Linked DNA regions of Homo sapiens: all the other regions are linked to region 1. Evidence: chromatin loops called from intact Hi-C (ENCODE). Cell type or tissue: heart right ventricle. All regions are shown on one strand. Each heading gives the region's core, and the rest is flanking DNA. Links, peaks and the distances in the headings are about the cores only. Region 1 overlaps UMODL1 (uromodulin like 1). Region 2 overlaps LOC107985502 (a long non-coding RNA gene). Region 3 overlaps ZNF295-AS1 (ZNF295 antisense RNA 1).

Region 1 (5,884 bases), core at 797-5,796:
GCAATGGCCACGACAGTGTAAGGTTTCTGTGCCACATCTACAAATACTGCCTTGCCAGCCTCTCCTGAGGCCCTGGGCTGCTCTGATTCATGACAAGCACTTGATCATTTGCACGAGAACTTCTGCACTGGGCTGACTCATCACTCCATAAACAATGGCCTCATCAGGAAGCCGGACTCAGAAATCAGGCTGAGCTTCCTTTATTGCCCTTTTTATGCTTTCCTATTGAAATCCATGCCTCAGAGAGCAAAGCTCTGATGTACCAACCTATATATATTCTAGTGCTCAAATAGCATCGAAGCTCTTTTTTGGTTAAAAACATTCTGGCTGTACAGCAAGTGTCTGGGCAGTAAGAATTATATAAAAAGTAGACGGCCCCCAGTCTACGCACCAAAATTTTCACATCAGAATTTAAGCTCTATAAAAATAAGCAACAAAGAACTTTTAAAAATATATTTTGCAAAACCATGGTAAAGAAAATAATAATTTTATAATGTGTGGCTTCCCAAAGCCTTTTCTGTAAGGACTGGTAGGATATATGCTTTCTAGTATCATGAAAAGAATTCTGCTTTTAGACATATGTGCCTGCTTTCTCTCAATAACAAAAACAAAAACAAAAAAAACCCAACACTGTCCAACTCATTTCCCTTTGCGCCTTGGCTGCTGAGAGGCTCAGAATCCAATTTAGTGCCCAGTCACCACCACGCGACATAGCCCTGCTGTCTCCTCCTTCCAACCTGAGACTGAGCTGCCTCCTTTGAATCTTGGTCCCTGTGTAGGTGAGCTCCCTCACTGAGAACCTGCCACTCCACCTCCCAGCAGATGAGCATCTGTTACTGGAATCTGGACAGGCTTCACTCAGACAGGATCAGTGACATCCATCCAAATTCTGATGTGTCCTAATAACACTTCTAGGATGTGGGGTAGAATGTAGTTTTTTAAAAGACACATCTATACTTTTTACAGGATTGTCCAGTGATTTTCGGCATACTGGTCAGGGAAACAGACATGGATTCATTCTTTATGATATTTTCTTTAGTGGCAAGAAAAGCAGAAATGCTTCAACTGAGGGTGGCCCAAAGCTTGGGACCTGAGATTGTGGGTGGCACCCCCGTCTCCAGGGTCACCAGAACCCTGGAATCAAAAAGACCCCCCACTCACTGCCTGGCCTTCTAACAACCACCCGGCTTCTTAAAGTCTGTTCCTTGGGAACATATGTCTCACTGAAAAAGGAAGGGCGGGCTACAATTTCTTTTCCAAAAAGTCTGCTAAAAGCACTGACTGTTCTATTTTTGTACAGTCAGGACACAGCCCCAAGCATTTTTTTAATCCACGTTGGTGGAGGATGGTGTGACAGCAAAACGCCCTGCAAACAGGAAAGTGGGGCGGCCACGAGCAGGCGCAGCAGCTATAACAGCAGCCCCCCAGCCCACACCCAGGGCTCCAACCTTGCCTCCTTGTTGCCATTCAGATATCAAACTTGACGCAGAGCGAGAGAGCACATGGGTGGGACAACAGATGGCCCACCCAGATTACAGGCCATTTAAAAACGCATTCTATAAGGAGTGCTTCTGAACGGAGCAGAGTTAAAATTAAAAGGGCACCCGTACTTATTTGAAAAGAACGCAGAGGAATGGTGTTTGGAAAGAAGTCTCACAGGGTACGGGGCTGGCAATGCATGCTTTACCTCTTTTAATAAGTATATTTACTCTTTAAATTAAGATGCCAGGGGGTTTTTGGATCACTGGATGGGGGACCTGCAAACCTGGCATTTCAAATGCTGTGAAGCCCTCCGAGGCATCTGCAGAAGCTGCCGTCAGTGACTTTTGCAACTAAGAGAGATTGCAAGCATTTGGGGTAAAAGAATCTCATCTAATCCAAAGAAATGCATTATCCCTGAGGACAATGTTCCCATCCAATATCTGTGTGGCCCTTTCTCCAGTGTGTTACCTTGAAGCATTTGGAATTGTCCATATTTGACCATGTTTGACCAATAAGGGCACCAATTTCTTATGGCTCAATTTTTTTTAATTGAGCTTCTACTATGCACCCAGCATCACCATAAACACTGAGGGAACAATGATGAGTTAAGGTCCACAGTGTCCAAGCTAACGCAGCATGCATTATAGCAGCGGTAGGAACTTGCAGGGAGCTATAAATTAACTCCCTGGTGTGAGCCCCCTGCAGTACTCCCTCCCATGACATCCATGTCACAAACCAGCCAAGCTATCAGCGACATGGTTACAGGTAATGTTTCCTGGGTACTGTGTGCACCAGCCATGTTATCCTATTTAGTCCTTACAGCAATCCCAGGTAATAAGTTCTTCTAGGATCCCCATTTTACAGAGGACAAAACTGAGGCCTAGAAAGGTCAAGTAGGTAGTAAATGGCAAAGCTGAACAATAGGAAATAGCAAAGTTCACTTGCCTTACTACTAAGCTTTCCTATCACCAGTAGCAGGCTGAATAATGAGCTTCAAAGATATCAAGTCCTAATCCCTGCAACCTACGACTGTGACCTTATTTGGAAAAGGAATCTTTGCAGATGTGATTCAGTGAAGTATCTTCAGATGGAAAGATAATCCTGGATTTCCCAGGTACACCCTAAATGCAATCACAAGTGTCCTTATAAAAGAGAATCGGGGGGATTTATACACAGACACACACACACACACAAAGGAGAAGGCGGTATGAAGCTGGAATAGAGAAAAAACAAAGATGTTGACCTTGAAGATGGAGTAGGGCTGGGCGTGGTGGCTCACATCTGTAATCCCAGAACTTTGGGAGGCCAAAGTGGGCGGATGGCTTGAGCCCAGGAGTTTGAAACCAGCCTGGGCAATATAGCAAGACCCTATCTTTACAAAAAACACAAACATTAGCCAGACGTAGTGATGTGTGCCTATAGTCCCAGCTACTTGGGGGGCTGAGCTAGGAGGATTAATTGAACCCAGGAGGTGGAGGCTGCAGTGAGCCGAGACTGTGCCACTGTACTTCAGCCTGAGTGACAGAGCAAGACCCTGTCTCAAAAAAAAAAAAAAAAAAAAAAACAGCAGAAGAAAACAAAGGAGTGATGCAGCCACAAGCCAAGGAATGCCGGCAGCCACCAGAGGGCAGAGAGGCAAGGAATGGATTCTCCCAGAGCCTCCTGGGAGCACAGCCCTGCTGGCAACCTGATTTAGGCCCAGTGGTAACTATTTCAAATTTCTGGTCCTCAGAACTGTGAGAGGATACATTTCTCTTGTTTGAAGCCACCCAGTTCATGGGCCTTTGTTAGGGAAACCCGGGAAACTTACATATCTACGAAATTTCACGGCAGCTGTTCCCGTGGCTGGACAGCACAGCTTGGAGAGTTTTCTTTGTGTTGTAAAACCAACCAACCAACTTCTAACGTGCTAAGGCCAATCTCTCTTTTGTTGGACAGACCTTGGGGTATTTTAAAACTGGAAATCTTCCTTCTACCCCCGACTCCTCTCTTCCAGGGTAGGCCCCTATAACTTGGTTTTTGGTTTTTCATTAGCCAGGACACCCTCCTTTGGTTACCCTTAAATGGGGACCCTTTTCAGTGTCCCCCTTAAATGTGGCCCTAGAAAATGATGCTCTTGACTCTGGGTTTGTATGACCCAAGGCCACGGCAATGCGGATAATCTAAACTTCAGGCCCCAGAGCCCTTGCTCCACAGCCCTCCCCAACCACAGCTAGGAACACAAGTTCAGAACTTTGCCTCTATCTGGGTAAAGCACCCTGGGTTCTCCACGTCTGACAGTCTGGCCCTTGTTTCTTCCCGGGCAGCCGTGACTCATCTCTGGTTCAGCAGGGAAGGTGCCGGGGATGCTGTTTCCCTTAGCAATATGCAATTGGAATTCACTCTAAACTGCTGATCTGGAAACACTGGATTAGTGTGTCCTGCCCTATTAGAAGTGAAGCTGGGGCCGCGCAGCCTCCCCTCTTTGTGTTTGGCGGTCGCTCGAGCGGCCCTGTATCCTGACGCAATCTGGCAGTTCACTGTGCCAAGCAACACGGCAGAGTGTGACTGCCAACAAACCTAACCGTAAATAGAATCTAATATTTTTCCGGATGACTGACCAGGGTAAAAATAACTATTTGGAAAATACCTGTTTTCCAACCTTCTGTGCTCACGAAAGGGACAGGATTCTCACCCTGGAAGCCACAGAGCAGGAATCTATAGACAGTTCTCTGCAGAGCTTAGTGGGGTGCCGTGGGATGTGGACGTGGCGCGAAGTTCTAAGTGGATCTCAAGGCCACGTGCTGCGGGGTACAGGAGTGTTCTCAGTGTTTTGCTGGCAGAGCTGGGCTGGAAATTTTTAATACCTGGAGACCCCGGGGATGACCACTGTGAAAACCTCTCTTTCCGTGATTGATCCAGGAAACGTTTGTGGAGTGCCTGCTCTTTGCGGGGCACCAGGGATTCATCTGCCAGTGGGTGGAGGGCAAGTCCGCTCTCCCCACACAGCCTCATTCTGATAGGAGGGGAACGTTCCTGGTGATGGGGGGAAGATCTGACCCTGGAGCCCGCCACATCCACAGCTGGCTCTGGGAACTGGTCCACTCCCCCAACCCCTCGCCCACAGGACAACGAGAAGAGCCAATCAGAACCTTAGGCTGAACACGGGGTCTCCTGCCTGCAATCCCAGCGCTTTGTGAGGCCAAGGAGGAAGGATCTCTTGAGGCTGGGAGCTTGAGAACAGCCTGGGCTACTCAGTGAGACCTCGTCTCTACAAAAAAATTTAAAAATGAGCCAGCTGTGGTGGCGCATGGCTGTGGTGGTGCATGCCTGTGGTCCCAGCTACTCCAGAGGCTGAGATTGGAGCCTGGGAGCTGGAGGCTGCAGTGACCGGCGATCACGCCACTGCACTCCAGCCTGGGTGACAGAGTAAGACCCTGTCTCTATAAAAAACAAACAATAAAATTAATTAAATAAATAAATAAACCAGAACCTTAGACTCCTTTTCCTAGTTGGGTTCTAGAACGCCAAATAAAATAATTCAACTCTTCTGGAGCTCTACCCAACTCTTGGTCCTAAGCACTCATGAAGGTTGGAAAGGGCATGGCGGTTTTCCTGAGTGCACTGGGACAAAAGGCAGCCCCCGAGGGCGGGGGAGAGCCCATCACACTCTCAGGCAGGTCCCCGCCAGAGGGCTCCTAGGGAAGACAGCCTTGGGACACAGCTGGTTCATGTGCGTCTTCAGAGGACCAGCCTTGGGATCTTATGCAAGAAAATCACCTTCGTCCCCCTCAATTTCCTCTTCTGAAAAAAAAAATGAGCTTAAGGAGAGTAGTTGCCTCTTGGGGTTAGTCTAAGAATTTAAACGAAGCAATACCCACAGAGTGCTCAGAGCAGAGCCCAGAGCGCGTGAAGTGCGGGCAACTGCCAGCTGTGGTGTTATTGTGAACAAAGGGATGGTCCTCAATGTTGAGTCCCTTTTAAGGAAAAAGAACATGCAAATTAAATGATTAACGAATTCAAATTGGATATAAAGAGATTCCCTGTAACCCCTGTCACAAGGTTACAGTTCCAGACTCTTGAAAGCAACAGAAGTGCTCCCGTGAGGGGAAAGAATATTATATGATTGCTTTAGAAAGCCACTAGTTTTCAACCACCAATAATTATCATGGTGAAAACCAGGCTTCTTCTTGGAAACTTTATACACATTATAGGAACTGAAGAAAGCAGCTTATAAAATTACACATGTAGCAGGATTTAAATAAGGTTTAAAAAAAAAAACAAAAAAACCCTCAACCCTGCGTTCAATAAGGTCAAAACCTGGAAAGGAACAGGGAATAGAAAGAGCCGGGATCAGCTTCGCCTGTCTTTTGAGAGACCCCCTGGGAGTCCACAGCCTCCTCCACATCAGGCTTTCCTTCCC
Region 2 (5,884 bases), core at 324-5,323, 46 kb after region 1:
AATTAAATTTGTGATCAAAGAGCGTGGCCAGAAATCTGCTTTTTAATCCAAGAGCAGCATCTGAAACCAGAGTCAAGACTGGAGAACCAGGGGCTGCCTTCTCGGTCAGACAGACTCGGAGGAGGCCAGTATCCAGATGGTGTCGCCTCATACACTGCAAACCTGAAAACAGGCCACCGTGCCCACCTGCTCCCTGGAGGTCAGCCACATGCGGAGATCCACCCAGCAGATAGGTTTTTGGATTTTGCTGATCGATGGGAAGGATCCATCGATGTGGATTCCAAGCCTTTCAATAAAAGCGACTTTGATGTTGTTGGTTCTAGTTTTGCACTTTCTTTACTAAAGAAAATGAAAATAATCCTTCCCTCAGTATCATCAAGATCATGAAGGCAAATACAGCATGAATTTGAGAAAAGATCCTAAACCGGAAAAAACGTGGTTGCAAAGGGCATTCTATTTGAATAAGGATGATGGGTTCAAGGGTAGGATATAACAATGTCAGTGATATAAGAGAATGACTATTCCTAGCAATACACACCAAAGCACTTGGGAAAAGAAACCTGATGTCCACAACCTCTTTAAATAGTTCTTGCCCTAAAATCTATGTGTGTGTACATATATACAAACATACATATACATACATATATTTACATACACATATGTATCCGCACATATAAACACACATATACATACACATATATTTACACACACATATGTATATGCACATATATACACACACACATATATTTACATACACACATACACACATACATACACACATATATTTGCATACACATCTATGTATATGCACATATATACACACATATATATGAAAAGATATGTACATGGACAGAGATGATACTATATACATGTAAGAAAAGATATATACATAGAGATTATACTAGAGAGAGGATATTAAGCAAATGAGACAAAATGCTCACAATTAATGAATTGGTTGAAGTGTACAAACGTTTCTTTGTACTATTCTTGCAACTTTTTTCTAAGGCTAAAATTGTATATCACAATGGCTAATGTGTGAATCATGATAGAAACACACTGCCTAATCTCAGTGGAGGTGGCCTGGGGACCCCTGGCGTGTGGCTGGAAGAATAAAGGCAGGAGTGAGGTGCCCTGGGACGCATCCATATCTGTGAGTGAAGGCTTCTTGCAGCCGAAGCAGCTGCCCAGAGCTCCTGGGGAGTACACGGGTTTCAAGAGCACTCGCAAAGCCAAAAGCAGTCAGCAGGCCTTCATCAGCTGCTCCTTGCTGGGTTCCGGAGAAAATGCTCCCTTCTTGGAGACATCGGTGACCCACAGAATGCACAGGTATGCTGCAGGCCACACACCTGGGGACAGAGGGTCTAAGGACTGGGCACATCATGCTGCAAATTCTTTCCTCCAGGGCCCCTCTCAGAGCTCTCAGTCTGGTCGTGCTCTGTAGCCTGTGCAGGCTCCTCTGCGATGAGAAATACCCAGTGTCCAGTGGATGAAATGCTCAGGGTGAGGCAGTGCCCTGGACCACATGAACAGCAACTCACACGGCGTGTGTGGAGTAGAACACACGGGCGGGGCCGGCTGCCTGGTTCTGAGCCTCACAGTCTGACCCCCCAAAGCTATGGTGGTTTCCCCTGGACCACACAGCTGAATGCCCTCAGGGCTTGCACCACGCCCCCAGTTTCTCTCTTCTAAGACCCAGACTCTGAGCTGGGCATATTCTGAGTTCCTCCTCCCCACGATAGGTCCACAGCTACTCAGCTCAGAAGCAGGACCACAGAGCAAGGGAAACCAGGCCCAAGGTCCCCTCTAAGCAAGCACTGCTCACCTGCCCACGGGTCTGACCCAGCATTACACACAGCATCAGGCCCTTGTCTCATATTTGTACCTGACTTCCACTCCATTCATTCAAAACATGTTGTCTGCACGTCCTGGGCTCTGCAGTAGGGGGTGACAGTTCACTGAAGGCTCCTTGGTCCCCAGGAGGCAGGGTCAACTCTGCCTGGGTCTCCAGGGCTCAGCCTGAACTTCAGCCTGAATCTGCCACCACCCCGCCCTGGACATGCCAACAGGTGAGCACCCTACTTCTGCCCCCTCCCCGCCAGGTCTCTTTGCAGAGGCCCAGGCCCCGTTCAGCTTCCCCACTGGTCCCTGGTGTCCATCTCCATGCCCAGAGCTCCTCATTCTCTTCCTGACTCTCGTTTCTCTGCACGGCTCTCTTGTCTCCTACCCACACCTTCATAGATGATGAGTAAGTGGGTCTTTCCTTAGGTTCCCGCAAACATGGACTTATCGCACATCCACATTGATGTCAGAAAGGTCACAGCTATATGCTGACCATAATAATGATGGGGACGTGGACCCCGGCACCCAGAGTGGGCACCGCACCATGCTAAGGAGAAGCAATGAGCAAGCCAGCCCTGGATGTCTCCTGGAGTCGAGAGAGGCTTGGGGCCCGGCTGTTCAAAGTGTGGCCCCAGACCAGCAACATCAGTGTCACCTGGGAGCTTGCGAGACTCCTATGCCCTGTCCCAGACTTACTGAATCCGAATCTGCAGCTCTACAAGATCTACAGGTGGTTCTTGGGCCTATTCATATTTGAGGAAAACTTGGTGTAGGATATGCCTTTTATGAGGGGGGGAAAAAAAGAAGCCCTTTTTTTGTTTTTGTTTTTGTTTTTTTTTTTGAGACAGAGTCTTGCTCTGTCACCCAGGCTGGAGTGCAGTTGTGCAATCATAGCTCACTGCAGCCTCAACCTCCTGGTTGGGCTTAACCAGGTGGGAGGATCCAGTGATCTTCCCATCTCAGCTTCTCAAGGAACTGGGCTACAGATGTAGGCCACCACACCTGGCTAATTTATTTTTATTTTTGTAGAGATGGGGTTTCTGCCTTGTTTCCTAGGCTGGTCTCGAACTCCTGGGCTCCAGCAATCCTCCTGCCTCAGTCTCCCAAAATGCTAGGATTAGAGAGCCACTGCACCCAGCCAGGAGACAAACATTTTAATCAAGGTTTTTAAGCCCAGGAAGCAGTAAAGGAAGGTCGGACACAGATTTCCGATACAGATTCCTACTACCGTCCACTCCATCTGTCACTGACCCGTGACAAGCGGCTAATATGCCTGGCGTAGAAGAGGTCGGTTAGACGCCCCCGGCAAGTGGTCCGAGCAACCTGCTCATTGTTACTGGGGAAGAAAGAAACATTCAAATGTTTTCCTGAAGCCCCAGGGGAAGCAGACCAGCCCCTATCTACCTGTGCGTTGGCGTAGCCCCTGTTCCCCGAACCTCCGCCCCTTAACAGCCCAGCACCTTGTAGGCTAAAAAGCATCGTGCGGGAGCTGGGCATGTGCATCAGCCAGCCTGGTGGCGGGGCTGCCGGGAAGGCATCCACTACACGGTCATAAACCTGCCCTTGGCAGCAGCCAGTCAGTGACCTCACACGTGGTCTTTGCTTTGGCCTTGTGGTAATGACCTAAATAAAGCTGGAGTGAAGCATTTCCTCCCGAGAGTCTACAAGACAGGCACATTACTCAGAAAATAAAGTGCAGTGGTAATGACTTCAGAATCTTAAAATAAATCCCATTCAGCCAAAATAAATTTCCCCAAGGCCTAATATTCTAGCTTGGTGTTGGGCATTACTTACCCTCTAAATTCTCAGATGCGCAATGGGTATTTTTCCTATAGGTAAGAAATGGTGAGACTCTCTCCCTCGAAGCCGAAAGCCCCCTGCCGCACAGTCACCCCGGATTCAGCCCAATGATGTCATTCAATTACCCGACAGACATGGAAACCGATGGCTCCCCAACTGTTTGGACTAGAGATGCTTAAGCCCAATTGTGGCTTCCCGGAATTCTTCCTCCCCCAGCACAGTCTCTGGGAAACCAAATATTTTTTTCACACTGAGACAGGTTTTGAATAAATACTGCCACTAAAATTCCATGGTACTTCAAATAAACATGGGATAGTCAGTTACCAATGTCTAAATCCTGCCTTATTGTTTTAAAAACAATTTTTTTTTGAGACAGAGTCTTGCTCTGTGCAATGGCACGATCTTGGCTGCAACCTCTACCTCCTGGGTTCAAGCGATTCTCCTGCCTCAGCCTCCCAAGTAGCTGGGACTACAGGTGTGTGCCACCACACCCAGCTAATTTTTGTATTTTTAGTACAGACAGGGTTTCACTATGTTGGCCAGACTGGTCTCGAACTCCTAACCTTGTGACCCGCCCGCCTCAGCCTCCCAAAATGCTGGGATTACAGGCCTGAGCCACTGTACCCGGCCAAAACAAATTTTAAAGACTATGATTCTCCCACCCTCTCCTTGGCTTGAATCTGTTGAAATGTCCCATGTTTGGCCTTTGCATTTAGAGACACAGAGAAAGGACAAGAGTCGTGGATGCTGCTCCTTGCCCTGCAACAATGCTGCCACTGGGGATGCAGGTGTTTCTTCCTGAGCAAGCCATCTTGTCTTGGGCAGAGGAAGCCAAGTGGGCACTGAGCGAGGTTTTGAATAACTACCTTGGCTGGCTGCACTTCACTTTAGGGGAATGATCAGCAGAAAACTCATAAAGTGCTGCTCTCAAACTTGCTGGGCAGCCGGCCTCCGTGTGATTTAAGCAGAGGTGGACGTGGAGATTGCAGTTGTGTAAAAGTTAAAGGACTCCCATAGTGACCTAAAGTCACCTGCCAGATCACCTGCCAGGTCCAGATCCTTTAAGAAACAAGGACTATGGTTTGGATATTTGTCCCCTCCAAACTCATGCTGAAATTTGGTCTCCTAGGCCGGGTGTGGTGGCTCATGCCTGTAATCCCAGCACTTTGGGGGGCCAACGTGAGTGGATTGCTTGAGCCCAGGAGTTCAAGACCAGACTGGGCTACATAGCAAGACCTCCCTCTACAAAAAAGTATAGAAATTAACCAGACATGGTGGAGGGCACCTGTAGTTCCAGCTACTAAGGAGGCTGAGGTGGGAGGATCACCTGAGCCTGGGAGGTTGAGGCTGCAGTGAAAAAAGAAATTTGAGAAAAAAAAAATGTGGTCTCCGTGTTGGAGGTGGAGCCTAATGGAAAGCATTTGGATAAGGAGGGGAGATTCCTCATAAATGGACTAACGCCCCTCCCTAAGGCTGAGTGGGTTCTCACTCTATTAGTTCCCAAGAAAGCTGGTTGCTGAAAAGGACCTGGCACTTCCCCTCCTTCCCGCTGGGTCCCTCTCGCCCTGTGGTCTCTGCACACCCAGCTCCCCTTTGCCCTCCCCCATAAGTGGAAGCAGCCTGAGGCCCTCCCCAGATGCAGACGCCCAACCATGGACTTTTGCAGCCATCTGGAATCATGAGCCAAATAAACTATACATGTATACATACACATACGTACATACATATATGTATATATAAATTACCCAGCCTCAGCACTCTTTATAGGGGCACAATGAACAAACTAAGCCAGGCGGGGATGGGAAGTAATAACAAACTATGATTAAGTTCAACATGGAAAGCAAGCGCCTCTAATTCTAGTTGATATTATGTAGCTAGCTCACGTAGCAGCTTCCCCACTCCCTTGGGGAAAGGGATTTCTGATGGCCAAGGACACCAGTGGTTGTGGTGTCATTCAGTCATGAAGCTGTTAGAGGTAACTGTCCCCATCTGCTTCCAAATGAGCTTGTGCGGCCCTGGTCCTCCATGTCGCTCTTGAGCAGCCAGCAACCCCCCCCACCTCCCCTCGCCCATGCACACCCTCTTGGGGGTTGTCTGGGGAGGGTAATATGGGTCATATGAGCTTAAGTCAGATAGAGTTAGACATACAGAACCACTGGGACGGAGTGGAGGGGTGACATTCAAACACACATCATTACTGTACCTCCAATACACCCTCTACCACTAATTCCAATACTCAAGAAGA
Region 3 (5,884 bases), core at 634-5,633, 68 kb after region 1:
TCACTCACTTAAAGACTCTACCTCCAAATAGAGTCACATCAGGAGGTATTGGGGGTTCGGACTTTAACATATGAGTTTGGGGTGGATGCAATTCAGCCCTTAACACCCCTCAAGGCCTGACTGCTGCCACAAACACTATTTAAGACAGAGCTGAATGGAGCTACACTTCAATATTTCTGCAAACTGTTTCTTCAACTAGTCTTCATTTCACCAGAGCAGGAAACATTACCTTCTGCTTCAAATGATTGGCTCCCAGAAGTTGTAATAAACGGAGCTTATAATAATCTCAGGACTACCTGTCTGGGGTCAAAGGGTCTGAGTTCTGATCCTGATGCTGCCCCAGCCTCGGTGAGCTAAGCTCTGCATCTGAAAAGTGAGCAAATTGACCTAGAAGACCTCCTGGTTCTTCTCCATCTCCAAAGTCCTCCGGCTTTTTTCGAGCCACAAGGAAAGGAGAGTTTGCCTTAGAGGAACTGACTTGCCCATCAGCCTTGTAGGGTGTGGTGGTGCCCTTCTTAATCAAAAGTCTGTCCCTCACTGTGCTCAATCAAAGGCCACAGTCACTGTCAAGCTGTGTCTCAAAGGTGACTGCGTTCCACTCCCAGGTTTTTGGTGATTTTGGAAAAACAAATGGACTTATTTTAGGGACTGTCATTTTCTGAGATCCATGCAACACTTCCCATTTAGGACCACCTGTCTGGAAGTAGGTTCACTCAGCACCTTGAATTCCAGCTTCCTCTCAAGGAAAGGAAAGTTGGTTCCACAGCAGTTTGGACAGCTCTTGTTTGTTCTCGTTATGCAAAGCCAGCCCAGGATGAGGCCCCTCCAAATCTACAGAAACAGACACGCAGCTGACCCAGGCAGCCTAGAGTGGAAGGGCGGCAACACAGAATCAGGCAATCTCTGTCTGCATTGTAAATACTGAGGAGGAAACAGATGGAAGTCATATTTGAGGGCAGAGAACACGGTACTGGCTCACAACCTCTGGGACAGGTGGCACCAGGAACAGCATAGTAGAGTTCCTGAGCTAGAGAAGGGCCATAGAGGAAAAGCCAAGGGCACAGCAGGGTCCCACTGACTCCCAGAGACTTGCAACCCAGGCTCCTTACCCCAGGTCACCTTCCCAGAGAGGCCCCGCCTTCACCTCTCTTTGAGTATTTCACCGCCGCACAGAGAAGGACTTTCCCAAGACTGGGGACAGGCAGAGGGCCCTCTCCAGCCTCCCTATGCTGCGGGCAAAGAGCCCTGGGGTCAAAGGGTCTGGGTTCTGATCCTGATGCTGCCCCAGCCTCGGTGAACTGAACTCTGCATCTGAAAAGTGAGCAAGTTGAACTAGAAGACCTCCTGGTTCCTCTCCATCTCCTAAGTCCTCTGACCTTTTTGGGGAGCCACAAGGAATGCAGAGTTTGTATTAGAGGAACTGACTTGCTCATCGGCCCCACAGGGTGTGGCGGTGCCCTTCTTATTCAGAAGGCCCTCACCCACTGTGCTCGATCGAAGGCCACGGTCACAGCCAAGATGCAAGGGCTCTAGGCCCCCTGTCACCCAGAGGCAACCCAACGCTTCTCATGCCCCAGCCACCTGCAGGGTGTATGGGCTGTAATGGGGCACTGGCAGAGCGGGCCTTTCCTTCCCTCCTCATAAAACAAATATGAATTTATACGTATTTAAAAACATCTTCCTTTCTCTATCTCAGTTTGGAAAAAACTAAGAAATATGTGTGTCCTACGCTTTCTGGTTGATTAAAGAACAGCTTGACCTGGAAAATGGAAATTTTAAGCTGCTTACAGGGCCTGGAAAGAAATGAGGAAGCCAATTTGAGCACAGAATAAAAATACCATCTGGACTTCGGTGACAGTGAGTAACGCTGCTGGCTTTTCTGAGCTCAGACAATTATTATATGAAAAAAGAGTTTCTAAATGCCTGCATGTTAAAATGGTGAAAGATGTTTAATGGGGAATAGAGACGAAAGGGACCCCAGCACCCCTGCGTGACACACACTTGGGTACAGGGCGCTCACTGTGTCTGAAAGCACGGGAGGAGCAGACGGCGTCACCAAGGGCATCTCCGGTCTGTGCAGGCACAGAGCAAAACCAGCCATGCGCCAGGTCTGGGGTCTCCCCGCACGTCCAGCTCATCAAGGAGGCGGAGGACAGGAGGAGCACGGGGGAGGAAGTCCCATGTCCCATGTGCGTTGTCTTGGAATACGTAAACTCTTAGCTCAAGACTCTGCAGCACTGGGAAGGGCCCCATCGTCCATGTGGGCTGCTTCAGCAAAGTACAGAGGCAGAGTGATGACAAACAGCACCTGGTTCAGATTCCAATATACGTGTGACACACCCCCCCCACACACACCACACAACACACAACATATGCCACATCACACCACACACACACCACAAACACACATGCACACACCATAATCGCACACACAAAACCACACACACGCCACACATACACAGACATATAACCCCACACCCCCCGCATAACACACCCCACACAACACACACACCCTAAATACACCACACACACCCCCCACACCACACACACACACCACACATCACACACACAAAAAAACCACACAGATGCCACACACACACACCCCACACAACACACACACCCTACACACACACCACAACCACACACTCCACACCACACACACACCCCACACCACACACACACACCACACACACAAATAAAACCACACACATGCCACACATACACACACATATACCGCACACACACCCCACACAACACAACCCACACAACACACACACCCTACACACACACCACACACACACCACACACACCACACACACACACACCACAGACACACCCCACATCACACACCCACACACACCACACCTCACACACATGCACCACACATACACATGAACGCACCACACACCACACACACCCACACACCACACACACACCACACATACACACACACACCCCACACACACCCCACACCATATATACACACCCTACACACACACCACACAACACACACACACCCTACACACACACCACACACACACACCCCACACCACACACACACCCTACACCACACACACCCCACACCATACACACATCACACATACATACCCACACACACATACACACTCCACACCACACACACACCCTACACACACACACCCATTTCCCACACAAACATATAGCACACACACAACACACACACACGCCACACACACATACACACACCACACATACGCGCACCCCACACACCCTACACTACACACACAGCCAAGATGCAAGGGCTCTAGGCCCCCTGTCACCCAGAGGCAACTCAACGCTTCTCATGCCCCAGCCACCTGCAGGGTGTATGGGCTGTAATGGGGCACTGGCAGAGCGGGCCTTTCCTTCTCTCTTCATAAAATGAATACGAATTTATACATACTTAAAAACATCTTCCTTTCTCTATCTCAGTTTGGAAAAAACTAAGAAATATGTGTGTCCTACGCTTTCTGGTTGATTAAAGAACAGCTTGACCTTTAAACGTGTATATGTATGTACACATACACATATACGCATTCCACCCCACACACATACCCCACACCACAGACACATACACACCACACCCCACACACATACACATGTACACACATACACACCACACAGCCCTCCACACACACACCCCACACACACATACACACATGCTGTTTTGTAAATATTAATTTTTTTCTAATTTGGCCTGAGGTCTCTCTTGAGAGTGGCTGTAAATTCTAGCCCTGACCAGGAGCGAGCTGGGCTGAGACACAGGAGGCGGTGCTGCAGAGCTCATGAGCTCAGAAGCAGCTGATGTCTCCCAGGGCCGCGAGAGGAGAGGGCAGCCCACCTCGCAGGGCTGACGGGAGTGGGGAGCCACTGGGGACATGCACACTCAACCATCGGGCAGGGGGAAAGATAGGGAGACCCAGGGGCCAACACCTTTATGGGGACCAAGGAGTTAGCCAAGCAGGTTTACCACGGGAGTTCTAATCGGTGGGTCTGGAGCAAGCAGGCAAGAGCTCCGTGGGGTCACACTGTGACTGAAGGGTCACTGGGGCATAGGTCTGCACAGTCCATGTGGGGTGTGGGGTCTGAGGGCGAGTCAGGCAGGTTGTGTCCAGCTGTCCCGTGAGGAGGGGTCACCAGGAGGCAGTGGTGCAAGGCAGATGTCTGGACTGGCCACACTGAGAACCTGGGAGGAAGAGGACTGGAAAACTCTGTCAGGGTGAGACAGTCCAGCTTACGTTCAAAATGGATCTGGCACAGCGGGGACATTGGCTGTGTGACGAACATGTCCAGGGCACCAATTTGTCATTAATCCTTGTGGCACTTTAGGTTATGAACTGTGGTTTTATCATTACTTCCATTTTATTTTTATCTTCAGCAAGGAAAAAAAATAATAAGGAAAAAGGCAAAGATCAAAGAAAAAGGCATGAGTAATAGCTACACTCCACAGTGATCTGGACGTCGGCAGGGCTGAGGACATGAGACTGTCTGCTGCTGATGCCACCCCTCTGCGGCTGCCACGTCAGAGCAGGCCAGCCCTGTGTGGTCCCCACCTCCTGAAAAAATCCATCTGCTATTTGTTCAACAGGAAAGTTTATGGATTCTCCTTCTCACATCGTTAATCTCAACTTGGAGGCTTACAAAAACTTTACTTGTTTTCAAAGTAAAAGCAAATTAAAAAGTAGATTAAGCAAAAGGTGACGGTTAATTTGATGTATCAACCTGGCTAAGCCACAGTACCCAGATATTTGGTCAAACGTTGTTCTAGATGTTTTTGTGAAGGTACTTTTTGTAGATGAGATTAACGTTTAAATCAGTAGACTTTGAGTAAAGCTGATTTGTGTCCATAGCGTGGATGAGCCTCATCCGGTCAGCCAAAGGTCTTCTAGAGAAAGACTGAGGTCCCCTGAACAGGAAGGAACTCTCCCGCCCATGGCCTTCCTATTCAAACTGCAGCTCTTTCCTGGGTCTCCAGCGTGCCGGCCCATCCTACAGACTGTGGACATGCCAGGCTGCACAATTGCATGAGCTGATTCCTTATGTCTTCCTCCCTCCTTCTTTCTCTCTGCGCGCACACACACACACACACACACACACACACACACACACACACAGTTGCTGCTGTTTCTCTAGAGAACCCTGACAAACAAGCCATGTTTATTATTTTGAGATTTTTCAGTGGCTGACACTTCATTATCCACATGACATTGGCTCTTTTTCCTTTCACAGTATTTTTTAATTTCACGGAGATCTGGGTCAGCCTGTGGGCGTGGGTAGCTTGTGAACCACCATCAGTGGGTATGCTCCAAAGAGGCTCAGTATTGAGGACGACTGTCCTATCCATCCAGAGTGTGATCTAAGGCCGTGGAGAGAGGGTCGGCCAGGCCCAGCCACAAACAAAACACCCATAAGATCTCAAGTCAGTATCACCTCCCTCCTGGGAGGAAGGCTCGGCACAGGCAGGACCCGGGGAGGAGGGCTGGGGAAGCCACCCTGGCCTGGAGAGGAGAATGGGAGACAGAGGAAAAGGGAGCTTGGTGAGGCTCCAAGTCACAGCCAAAACCCGACAAAGTGAGGCACAAACTCGTTTGGGACACAGAGGAGAGCAGCACCCACAGCGTGGTGCCACCCAGAGAGTCCAAGACGACGATGGTGGGGCTAGAAGACGACGGTGGGACTGGAAGACGACGGTGGGGCTGGAAGACGATGGTGGGGCTGGAAGACGACGGTGGGGCTGGGCCGTGTCCTCACACCACATTTTATCTTTCATAGATCCTAGAAGACAAAAGAAGGCAATACATGTTTGCTAAATGAACAAATGAAAGGAAGAAGCCCATACAGTCAAAACAGAAGAAGTTTTTGTGCA

What was found. Hi-C counts contacts between places; a loop is a spot of excess contacts. Peaks named below come from ENCODE experiments on the same cell type or tissue, not always from the same donor. Only the 100,000 strongest peaks of a DNase experiment are listed, where the experiment ranks them.
Region 2: it touches region 1 in a loop (2.1-fold over the local background); 15 of 110 quality-filtered maps call a loop at or near these places.
Region 3: a loop joins it to region 1, with 3 times the contacts of the local background. A loop is called at or near these places in 39 of 110 quality-filtered maps.

Annotation. Positions count from the first base shown.
Region 1 is chr21:42,092,252-42,098,135 of GRCh38, reverse strand. The region is part of intron 6 of UMODL1 (uromodulin like 1); the gene reads right to left. Among named protein-coding and RNA genes, the nearest start is that of UMODL1-AS1, 13 kb to the left of the region's middle. RefSeq lists an enhancer at 4,254-4,759. In heart right ventricle, for the core only: no CTCF peak of the experiment used is centred there; a DNase peak (open chromatin) is centred at 3,915; H3K27ac peaks cover 555 bases; H3K27me3 peaks cover 1,647 bases.
Region 2 is chr21:42,045,928-42,051,811 of GRCh38, reverse strand. All of the region lies in intron 1 of LOC107985502 (a long non-coding RNA gene), which reads right to left. Among named protein-coding and RNA genes, the nearest start is that of UMODL1, 22 kb to the left of the region's middle. In heart right ventricle, for the core only: no CTCF peak of the experiment used is centred there; a DNase peak (open chromatin) is centred at 3,370; H3K27ac peaks cover 750 bases.
Region 3 is chr21:42,024,215-42,030,098 of GRCh38, reverse strand. It overlaps ZNF295-AS1 (ZNF295 antisense RNA 1), which reads right to left. Exons shown (of 2, transcript NR_119384.1): 2 at 5,179-5,793. Among named protein-coding and RNA genes, the nearest start is that of ZBTB21, 17 kb to the right of the region's middle. In heart right ventricle, for the core only: no CTCF peak of the experiment used is centred there; no DNase peak of the experiment used is centred there; H3K27ac peaks cover 1,154 bases.